Regions from separate parts of the Homo sapiens genome. Here region 2 is linked to region 1. A link is a contact called in ENCODE Hi-C or POLR2A ChIA-PET data. All regions are on one chromosome and are shown on one strand. The core of a region is the stretch at or near the end of the contact, and the rest is flanking DNA. Distances in the headings are between cores, read along the strand shown.

Region 1 (5,533 bases), core at 1,779-4,278:
CTTTTTTTTTTTTTTTTTTGAGACAGAGTCTTGGTCTGTCACCCAGGCTGGAGTGCAGTGGTGCAATCTCAGCTCACTGCAGCCTCTGCCCACTGGGTTCCAGCGATTCTCCTGCCACAGCCTCCTGGGTAGCTGGGATTAGCTGGGTACAAGCGCACGCCACCATGCCTGGCTAATTTTTGTATTTTTGGTAGAGACAGGGTTTTGCCATGTTGGCCAGGATGGTCTCGAACTCCTGACCTCAGATGATCCACCCGCCTCGGCCTCCCAAAGTGTTGGGATTACAGGCGTGAGCTACCATGCCCGGCCCCTGTCACACTTTCAGTGTGTTCACTGGAGTAGCACTTTTAATTTTCCTCAAGAACTTTTCCTTGGTATTTATAGCTTGGCTAACTGTTTGGTGCAACAGGCCTTGCTTTTGGCTTCTCTTGGCTTTTGACATGCCTTTATCACTAATCTTAATCATTTCTAGCTTTTGATTTAAAGTGAGATATGTTTGACTCTTTCACTTGAATTCTTAGATGCCATTTAGGGTTTTTAATTGGCCTAATTTTCAATATTATTGTCTCAGGAAATAGGGAGGCCTGAGAAGAGAGAGAAGGAGAGAGAAATGGGGAATGGCCAGTTAGTGGAGCAGTCAGAATGCATACAGTATTTATTAATTAGATTTATTGTCTTTTTTTATTTTTATTTTCATTTTTTTTTTTGAGACAGAGTCTCACTCTGCCGCCCAGGCTGGAGTGCAGTGGCACGATCTCGGCTCACTGTAACCTCCGCCTCCCAGGTTCAAGAGATTCTCCTGCTTCAGCCTCCCGAGTAGCTGGGACTACAGGCATGTGCCACCACGCCCGGCGAATATTTTGTGTTTTTAGTAGAGATGGGGTTCCACCATGTTAGCCAGGATGGTCTCGATCTCCTGACCTCGTGATCCGCCCACCTTGGCCTCCCAAAGTGCTGGGATTACAGGTGGGAGCCACCGTGCCCAGCCTGCCTGGCTAATTTTTGTATATTCATTGTCTTATATAGGTATGGTTCATGCCAAAACAATGACAATAGTAATATCAAAGATCACTGATCACAGATCACTATAACAGATATAATAATAACGAAATGTTTGAAATATTACAAGAATTACCAGAATGTGGCACAGAGACTCAAAGTGAGCTCATGCTGTTGGAAAAATGAGGCCAATAGACTTGCTTAACATAGGATTGCCACAAACCTTCAATTTGTAAAAAAGCGCAATAGGAGCAAAATGCAATAAAGCGAGATATACCTGTAGTGTGGTCAGGGAAGGCCTCTTTACGGTAAATTTGAGCAGAAACCAGAGTGACATAAAGAGCCGGCCATGAGGAGATCTGAAGAAAGAGTGTTTCAGATAGAGGGAAAGGCATATGAAAATACCCTAAGAGTATGGAGGCTTATCTGATTAGAGCCTGGGTCGGCTGACTCTTTTTGTGCAGATAGAGGCTTTGTGGGCCATAGCGGCTCAGTCACCACTACAGCTACTCAGTTCCAACGTCATAGCATTTAAGCAGCCACGTTCATTACATAAACAAGTGAGCATGCCTGTGTTATAGTAAAAGAGACTTAACAGTAAAAGCTCAGCCGGGCACGGTGGCTCACGCCTGTAATCCCAACACTTTGGGAGGCCGAGGCCGGCGGATGATGAGGTCCGGAGATCGAGACCATCCTGGCTAACATGGTGAAACCCCGTCTCTACTAAAAATACAAAAAATTAGCCAGGCATGGTGGTGCGCACCTGCAGTCCCAGCTAGTTGGAAGGCTGAGGCAGGAGAATGGCTTCAATCCGGGAGGCGGAGGTTGCAGTGAGCTGAGATTGCACCACTGCACTCAGCCTGGGCGACAGAGCGAGACTCCATCTCAAACAACAATAACAACAACAACAAAAGACGTTAAAAGCTCAAACCACAAGAGGAAAAATTGATAAATTTGGGCTTATCAAAATGAAAAGCTTTTGCTCTGCAAAAGGCCCCATGTATATGGTGAAAAGATAGGCTACATTCAGAGAAGATATTTGCAAACCACATATCCCAAAGGATTTGTTTCTAGAGAATGTAAAGCACTCTCAAAATTCAGCAGTAAGCTGTAATCAAAACAATGTGGTGGCCGGGCGCGGGGGCTGACACCTGTAATCCCAGCACTTTGTGAGGCCGAGGCGTGCAGATCACGAGGTTAGGAGATCAAGACCATCCTGGCTACCACAGTGAAACCCTGGCTCTACTAAAAAACACAAAAAATTAGCCAGGCATGGTGGCACATGCCTGTAGTGCCAGCTACTCGGGAGGCTGACGCGGGAGAATCGCTTGAACCCGGGTGGTGGAGGTTGCAGTGAGCCAAGATCATGCCACTGCACCCCAGCCTGGGCAACAGTGAGACTCCGTCTCAAAAAAAAAAAAGAAAAAAAGAAAAAAAAGGAAGATGGTTGATATAGGGAGATAAGTTTTCATCTGAAATAAAAGGAAGTTAGGCTTTTGGCTTCCAAAGCCAAAAGATGTGGCTCACAGGTTTCTCCATAAACAGTATGTTTGTCATTTAGTTTATATGTCAATGAATTGAATGAGCTATGTCCGTATTCCAAGGTTTATTTTTTATTTTTTTTTAAGATGGAGTCACTCTGTCACCCAGGCGGGAGTGCAGTGGCACAATCTCAGCTCACTGCAACCTCTGTGTCCTGGGTTCATTCTCCTGCCTCAGCCTCCCAGGTAGCTGGGACTACAGGCATGCACCAGCACACCCAGCTAATTTTTTTGTATTTTTAATAGAGATGGAGTTTCACAATGGTGGCCATGTGTCTGGAATTGGTGGGTTCTTGGTCTCACTGACTTCAAGAATGAAGCCGCACACCCTCGCAGTGAGTGTTACAGCCCTTAAAGTGGTGCGTCTGGAGTCCCTCCCTTCTGATGTTCAGATGCGTTCGGAGTGTTTTCCTTCTGGTGGGTTCGTGGTCTTGCTGGCTCAGGAGTGAAGCTGCAGACTTCCGCCGTGAGTGTCGCAGCTCTTAAGGCAGCGCGTCAGGAGTCGTTCGTTCCTTCCGGTGGCCTCGTAGTCTCGCTGGGCTCAAAAATGAAGCTGCAGACCTTTGCGGTGAGAGTTACAGCTCATAAAAGCAACGTGGACATAAAAAGTGAGCAGTAGCAAGATTTATTGCAAAGAGTGAAACAACAAAGCTTCAACAGTTTGAAAGGACACCCAAGCTGGTTGCCAATGCGGGCTTGGGCAGCCTGCTTTTATTCTCTTATCTGGCCCCACCCACATCCTGCTGATTGGTAGAGCCGAGTGGCCTGTTTTGTCAGGGGGCTGATTGGTGCGTTTACAATCCCTGAGCCAGATACAAATGTTCTCCACGTGCCCATCAGATTAGTTAGATACAGAGTTTCCACACACAGATTCTCCAAGGCCCCACCAGAGCAGCTAGATAAAGAGTGTCAATTGGTGCACTCACAAACCTTGAGCTAAACACAGGGTGCTGACTGGTGTATTTACAAACCTTGAGCTAGATACAGAGTGCCGATTGGTGTATTTACAATCCCTGAGCTAGACATAAAGGTTCTCCAAGTGCCCACCAGACTCAGGAGCCCAGCTGGCTTCACCTAGTGGATCACGCACCGGTGCTGCAGGTGGAGCTGCCTGCCAGTCCCGCGCCATGTGCTCGCATTCCTTAGCTCTTGGGTGGTCGATGGGACTGGGCGCCGTGGAGCAGGGGGCGGCATTCGTCGGGGAGGCTCGTCCGCACAGGAGGCCACAGAGGGGGTGGGAAGGCTCAGGCATGGCGGGCTGCAGGTCCCGAGCCCTGCCCCGTGGGAAGGCAGCTAAGGCCCGGCGAGAAATCGAGCGCAGCGCCGGTGGGCTGGCACTGCTGGGGGACCCTGTCTCGGCCTTCCAAAGTGCTGGTATTACAGACATGTGCCACCGCATGCAGTTTGGTGTCTTCTTTTTTTTTTTTTTTTTTTTTTTTGAGAGACAAGTCTGGCTCTGTAGCCCAGGCTGGAGTGCAGTGGCGTGATCTCGGCTCACTGCAACCTCCGCCTCCTGGGTTCAAGCAATTCTGCTGCCTCAGCCACCTGAGTAGCTGGGATTACAGGCATGCGCGACCATGCCCAGATAATTTTTGTATTTTTAGTAGAGACGGGGTTTCACCATGTTGGTCAAGCTGGTCTCAAACTCCTCACCTCGTGATCCACCTGACTTGGCCTCCCAAAGTGCTGGGATTGCAGACCTGAGTCACCACACTGGCCTTTGTTTTTGTTTTTTTTTTTTTGAAATGGAGTCTCGCTCTGTCGCCCAGGCTGGAGTGCAGTGGCGTAATCTCAGCTCATTGCAACCTCTGCCTCCCGGGTTCCAGCATTTCTCCTGCGTCAGCCTCCCGAGTAGGTGGGATTGCAGGTGTGCGCCACCATACCTGGCTAATTTTTGTATTTTTAGTATAGATGGGGATTCACCATGTTGGCCAGGCTGGTCTGGAATTCCTGACCTCAGGAGATCTGCTGCCTCAGCCCCTCAAAGTGCTGGGATTACAAGGGTGAGCCTCCGCGCATGGCCTGTTTTTTTTCAGTTAAAGTTTACAAAGCTTTTATGTATGGTTTGTATGGTTTTCGGGACAAGTGAAGGGCTGAAACTTAGTTGTGCGGTTTTGTGGGATAAGTAGAGGCTGAAATACAGCCTGCAATCCACTGGCCAGGCTCTCCTCCTCATCCAGAGGAAGGGGCACATTTTTTCTTTACACAAGAGTACCGTTCCTAGAAAACCTGCTTTTTCCCAAAAGGGCACCTTTGCCTAATTTGCACAAAAGCAATGGAAAAGCTAGCAGTGGTACTGAAAGCATGTATACCAGATAATAGACAGCAGAAATTAATCCCTGGAAGCTACTTAAACATAAAAAAATTTTCTTAGATGTCAACTTAAAAATGTGTAGGGGAAATACATAGTTTTTGAAAATTATTATGGGGAATAAACAAGCCTCCCCCCCACCAAAAAAAAGACTATTGCTCCAAACTCTCTTCCAATGTTGCTCTGGTGCCTTTTCCTCACCTTGCACTACAGATCTTCACATCTCCCCTCTCTCTTTGGTTCTTCCTTTTGGCTGCTTCTTTCTTTAAACAACTGATAATTAATTTATGAAAACAGTTGATGCCGGGCGAGGTGGCTCACGCCTGTAATCCCAGCACTTTGAGAGACCGAGGTGGGTGGATCACTTGTGGTCTGGAGTTTGAGACCAGCCCGACCAACATGGAGAAACCCCGTCTCTACTAAAAATAAAAAATTAGCTGGGCATGGTGGTGCATGCCTCTAATCCTAGCTACTCGGGAGGCTGAGGCAGGAGAATCGCTTGAACCCAGGAGGCAGAGGTTGCAGTGAGCTGAGATTGCGCCATTGCACTTCAGCCTGGGCCACAAGAGTGAAACTCTGTCTCAGGAAAAAAAAAAAAAGTTGACAAGTAAGTGCAGTGGGGAGCAGCCTCAATTCCTGACTCAATACTGATGGAAACAATCTGTTTAACAACCTCAGAAGG
Region 2 (5,533 bases), core at 1,454-3,953, 190 kb before region 1:
CTAAATTCTTTCACGTTTCTCTTTTCCTTCCCTGGCCAAAAGAAACTTGAGACCACTACCAGTAAGATAAAACTGTAAACATTCTTTTTTTTTTTTTATTAAGAAAGCATGCAAAAAAACAATGACAACAACTTGTGAGACCATATACCCCCTTCCCAGGATGCAGCAATGCAAAGCATTATGGGTGGTGGCACAAAGGACTCACCAAACCAGAAACATGAGGAGCAGGGACTGAGGAGAGAAAGGTTGGGATGGGTGGATCTATACCAAATAATTACTCCTTTTGTCCCTCTCCTCCACTTTCTCTCTTATTTCCTCTTATAGGCAGTGAGCTTCTGCAGTTTTGCACACATCACCCAATACAACAATAATGACTACACTTTGTGTCCAGCAATGCTAGACCAACAAGAAAAAGTAGTATTCTTTTCATTTCATGAAGGGGAGGGGAAACTGAGGCCCAAAGGGAGTCAGGTTTGCCCTGTGCCACGTAGCAAGACTGGGCTTGGTGGAAGGGAGCTGGAATCTCAGGAGGCCTAATGGCCAATCTCCAGTCCCAGACCCAAACTTCAGCTACCCTGGCTGCACGCCAGAATTCTTCATGAGACTAGTTTGCAGAAGACACAGATGAACAAGGGGCATTTGCATGTATGATCCTACCCTTGCAAATCCTGTATGGATCTGAACAGGAAAAGGGTTTAGAAAAGAGAAGTGATCATTTACAAATGGGGAATATTGAGGAGAACTGATGGGAAGTTTTGTATAGGACACACCCTGACTGGAAGGAATAAGGAAGGAAAAGATGCCTAAAATAGGGACACTGGGCAAAGGCATTTTGCCACCCTCTAAGAGAAATTCTCCTTTCCCCAATGGGAAATATTATGTCATACTTCAACCCCACTAAGTGCCCTCCAACATCATGGGAGATTCAAGCCACTCGCACCCCCATTTCTTTCTTAGAAAGGCTTCAAAGAAATAAAGTGCTCTTTAGTTAACTGCCCTATCTTGCCCCTTTACTTCAGCCTCACTGGACTTCTTCAATGAACTCTCATATATAACCCCCTTCCAAAAAAAGGAAAGGGGTGGATGAAAGAAAAAAGCAGGAGAGCGGAACGCCAAACCTCTTGGAAATTATGGGTAAATAAAATAATATGCATGAAAAGCAGAAATCACAAAGAAAGTGGCCTTGTCTATTCCATACATTTTGTCCCACAGCTTTTCAGCAAGTGAAATAAGGACAGAAGTAAAATTGTTCTTCCCTCTCGTAACTAAAATTCAACAATCAACATTAAATATACACTGAGTACTTTGCAACAGTAAGTCATGGCCACCCCTTGTAAAAGAGATGAGTTAGCTCCATACCTTTTTCTGGGGGTCCCCCTTGGCCCTCACTGAACTCTTGCCTCTAGATTATTTACTCTCCTCCACCAATCTCCTTCACCCCTCAAAGCCTACTTGCAAAAGCTTCAGCCAGATGATCTGGATTCCAAGAGAAGCATCTGCCTATATATTTAAAGAACTAAAATATTCCCTATCCATTTCTTTGCCAGCTCTTTTTTCCTCTCCCCATCCTCCTACCACCAACACTAAAGGTTTGGCTCTGCTATGAGAGGTGGGAATGAGATTCCCATCATGTCTCAGGGCACGACGAAACTCAGAGTGATAATGGGTTACTTTTTCTTTCTTGAGAATCCCAGAAAATGAGGGAAGAAAAAAGATGGGTGGAAGATTTGGGCAAACAATTAAAGGAGGACAAACTAATATTTGCTGAATGGGAAAAAGGGATGGGAAGATCATTCGTAAATGCAAATAAGAGCCACAATTAATTTTCAGAGAAAATTATGTTTAAAAAGCCAAAATAGTTAAGTTGGAATCATCTCCAAGAAGCTAAAACCATGCTGAATAGTTGTCCTCATGCCCTACCATAGAAGCAGAGTTTGGGCTAAAACCAATCCTATCTTCTTAGAGAACAGGCTCAAAACAAGCCAATGGACACTGATGTAACATGGCAGTGTATACTCAGTTTCACACTGACTTATATTCCATCCCTTCCAATGGTCTCCAATTCCACTAGGATTTTATTGTCACCCTCCTGCACCACCATCATCACTTTCACCCTTGATAGGAAATACAGACTGGCAGAAGTAAGGATTGAAGGTATAAAGGGACAAGGAAGACCTCAGAGGACAGAATTAGCACCATTTTAAAACCTCCAAATTCTTGGCTGCCAAGTAATGTTTCAGACCCTTTCTACTTGGTAATGTGGCCTCTCCAGTCCTGGCCTGAAACTGATGGGAACAAAAAACAATTTAGGGCCAAAAGGTGGGATTAGCATTGAGTTTCTCCAAGAGAAAGGTAAACTGGAGTCTAAAACCTTTCTCTGTAGCTATCATGGCTTCATCTTCCAGCCTGATGATTTTAAATTAGCAAAAGGTGGACATGATCCATGATGTAGGGACAGGAGACTATGGACAGTATATAACCAATAATAATAATAATAATATAAGAATAATAATAAAAGAACTAGGAAAAAACAGGAAGGAAGAGAGAAGAATGAGGCAGGAAAGAGAGGGTTATCTTCGGCAGCATCTTGCAGTGGCTTCTCTGACAGAGAAAGAACAAAAAGAGGATATATGTCTATATACAGACGGGGGGAAGGGACGGGCTGGGGTTGCTCTTTCCCCACTGCCAGATTTCACCACGCGGCCCTGGGCTGATGTCCACACTCTGTGATGCACTAAGTGATCAAGTCCCAGTCGAAGTCATCAGGGATCTCCTCATTGGCACCAGGAGGTGGCACTGATGGCCGAGGGACCATATGGTGTGCTGTTAGAAAGAAAGAAAGAGAGTAAAAGGAGAGTGGATGGGAAGCTGTTCCCTCAATTTACAAGGACAGTGCTCAGCCCCAGATAACACCACGAAGAAGGCCTTGTGAGGCTATCGCCCTTATCAGCTGGAGTTAATTTTGGTTGCAGGTCACCATTTCAGTGAGGTCTCAGGAAATAAACTAGAGTAAATTACATTCCACAGCAATTAAATATTATGCTGCCATTAACAATTATACTTCTGACGCCAGGCACAGTTGCTCACACTTGTTATCCCAGCACTTTGGGAGGCCAAGGCAGGCGGATCACGAGGTCAGGAATTCGAGACCAGCCTGGCCAACATGGAGAAACCCCATCTCTACTAAAAACTCAAAAAATTAGCTGGGTGTGGTCACATGTGCCTGTAGTCCCAGCTACTCGGGAGGCTGAAGCAGGAGAATGGCATGAACCCGGGAGGTCTTGCAGTGAGCTAAGACCGTGCCATTGCACTCCAGCCTGGGCGATAGAGCGAGACTCCGTCTCAAAAAAAAAAAAAAATTGTACTTCTGAAAACATATGATAATGATAAAATAACATACAGAAGATAATATCATATGGCTGGGCGTGGTGGCTCATGCCTATAATCCCAGCACTTTGAGAGGCCGAGATGGGTGGATCACTTGAGGTCAGGAGTTCTAGACCAGACTGGCCAACATGGTGAAACCCTGTCTCTACTAAAAAATAAAAATTAGCCAGGCACAGTGGCGGGCGCCTGTGATCCCAGCTGCTCGGGAGGCTGAGGCTCGAGAATCACTTGAACCTGGGAGGCGGAGGTTGCAGTGAGCCAGGATCACACCATTGCCTACTGCACTCCAGCCTGGGCAACAGAAAAAGACTCTGACTCAAACAAACAAACAGAAGATAATATCACATGAAATAGCAGTATAGAAATCTGTATTTATATTATATGGACAAAGAATAGAGAGAGTCAGATGTCACCCCCAAAATTGAAAACACGTGTGGTTAGGCAGAATAACAGTGATTTTTCTATGTGTCTAAATGTGAAGGACCTGTTCATTTTGTTCTGTCTGTGGCAATTTAGTGTCTCCCTGCCCCACCCCCACTATCAGAGATACTTCAGTCCCAGACCCCTGATTCTAGAGATCAGGTGACAGGAAAGCAGACATGGGCACACAGCAAGTATGTGTGGATAACAAATTCATTTTATTTGCCTGAGCACATCTTCCATCTAGATTCCAAAGCCACACAAAAATGTTGCACATAGCTATCTTTTGCTTATATGTATGCTTTCACTTCCTTTTACTATTGCAGTTGCTAATTTTAAAGTACATCTAGCCGGGGCCAGTGGATCACGCCTGTAATCCCAGCACTTTGGGAGGCAGAGGCAGGTGGATCACTTGTGGTCAGGAGTTCAAGACAAGCCTAGCCAACATGGCAAAACCCCGTCTCTACTAAAAATACAAAAATTAGCCAGGCATGGTGGTGTGGGTCTGTAGTCCCAGCTAGTTGAGAGGCTCAAGCAGGAGAATCATTTCAACCCAGGAGGTGGAGGTTGTAGTGAGCTGAGATCGCACCACTGTACTCCAGCCTGGGCAACAGAGCGAGACTCTGTTGAAAAGAAAAGAAAAGGGGAAGGGAAAGGGAAGGGAAGGGAAGGGGAAGGGGAAGGGAAGGGAAAGGGAATGGAAGGGAAGGGGAAAGGAAGGGCAAGGGAAGGGGAAGGGGAAGGAAAGGGAAGGGAAGGGAAAGGGAAGGGGAAGGAAAGGGAAGGGAAGGGGAAGGGAAGGGAGGGGAAGGGAAGAGGAAAGGAAGGGGAAGGGAAGGGGAAGGGGAAGGGAAGGGGAAGGAAAGGGAAGGGAAGGGGAAGGGAAGGGGAAGGGAAGGGGAAGGGAAGGGGAAGGGAAGGGAAGGGGAAGGGAAAGGAAGGGAGGGGAAGGGAGGGGAGGGGACACTGTCTTCGTTAGTCTCCCCGACACACACCTTCTTAGCAGGTAACCCATCCTCCAGCCTTGGGAATTATAAAGGCTCATTCCCTCCAGCGAGATGCAGGCAAAAATGCACAGAATGCCAGCTCAGAGTCAAAGGAAAGCAAAGCAACTCATCAGAGTACAACGGTTTTGAAACAAGCTTCTTAGCTCTTACCTGGGCGATTGTATCCTGCTGAGTCCTGGGTGGGGATTGGGTACATTGGTGATGGGCCAGGGTAGAGGTGGGGAGCTTGTGGGTGCCCATAAGAGTTCACTGCCAAAGCAAGACAAGAGTTACTTGAGTTGGGGGGGGCGGGTCACTGTACTCAACAAAGCAGGGAAGAAAAAAATATACCCTTGCTCCCATCCTCCTTCTCTCTTCCCTGCCCTGTTCTGTAGCTCCTGCAGGCATGAAGGCTTTCTGCAGAAGCTGTCAGTCCTCACCACTGAGGGTAAAAAGAAATGGATAGTACAATTGTGAAATAGGAAAGATATAAGGAAGAAAAATATAGAAACACAGGGCCAGGTATGGTGGCTCATGCCTGTAATCCCAACACTTTGGGCAGCCGAGGTGGGTAGATCCCTTGAGTCCAAGAGTTTGAAGATAGCCTGGGCGACACGGTGAAACCCCAGCTATACACAAAATACAAAAAAAAAATTAGCTGGGCATGGTGGTACACACCTGTAGTCCCAGCTACTCAGGAGGCTAAAGTGGGAGGATCACCTGAGCTCCAGGGGTCAAGG

Evidence for each region. A loop is a pair of places that touch in the nucleus more often than their neighbours do. ChIA-PET counts read pairs that join two places held with the same protein, here RNA polymerase II (POLR2A). Pooled maps may share reads with other maps.
Region 2: POLR2A ChIA-PET joins it to region 1 with 22 read pairs in PC-9. The contact joins two enhancer-like sites. A Hi-C loop is called at or near these places in 3 of 168 maps with a recorded cell type or tissue (B cell, endothelial cell of umbilical vein and naive thymus-derived CD4-positive, alpha-beta T cell) and 9 of 50 pooled maps. POLR2A ChIA-PET finds 5 or more read pairs at or near these places in 3 of 52 experiments (PC-9, activated CD8-positive, alpha-beta memory T cell and activated T-cell).

What each region holds. Positions count from the first base shown.
Region 1 is chr12:7,860,711-7,866,243 of GRCh38, reverse strand. All of the region lies in intron 2 of SLC2A14 (solute carrier family 2 member 14), which reads left to right. It also overlaps the pseudogene RPS20P29. Among named protein-coding and RNA genes, the nearest start is that of SLC2A14, 9.4 kb to the left of the region's middle. RefSeq lists enhancers at 2,114-2,615, 4,861-5,533 and a silencer at 3,304-3,504. Within about 2 kb of position 3,028, at least 3 of the 41 ENCODE cell types and tissues checked have a DNase peak (open chromatin) inside an H3K27ac peak, as active enhancers do.
Region 2 is chr12:8,050,052-8,055,584 of GRCh38, reverse strand. It overlaps FOXJ2 (forkhead box J2), which reads right to left. Exons shown (of 11, transcript NM_018416.3): 10 at 4,965-5,063; 11 at 68-2,823. The coding sequence ends at 2,735. Among named protein-coding and RNA genes, the nearest start is that of C3AR1, 14 kb to the left of the region's middle. Within about 2 kb of position 2,703, at least 6 of the 41 ENCODE cell types and tissues checked have a DNase peak (open chromatin) inside an H3K27ac peak, as active enhancers do.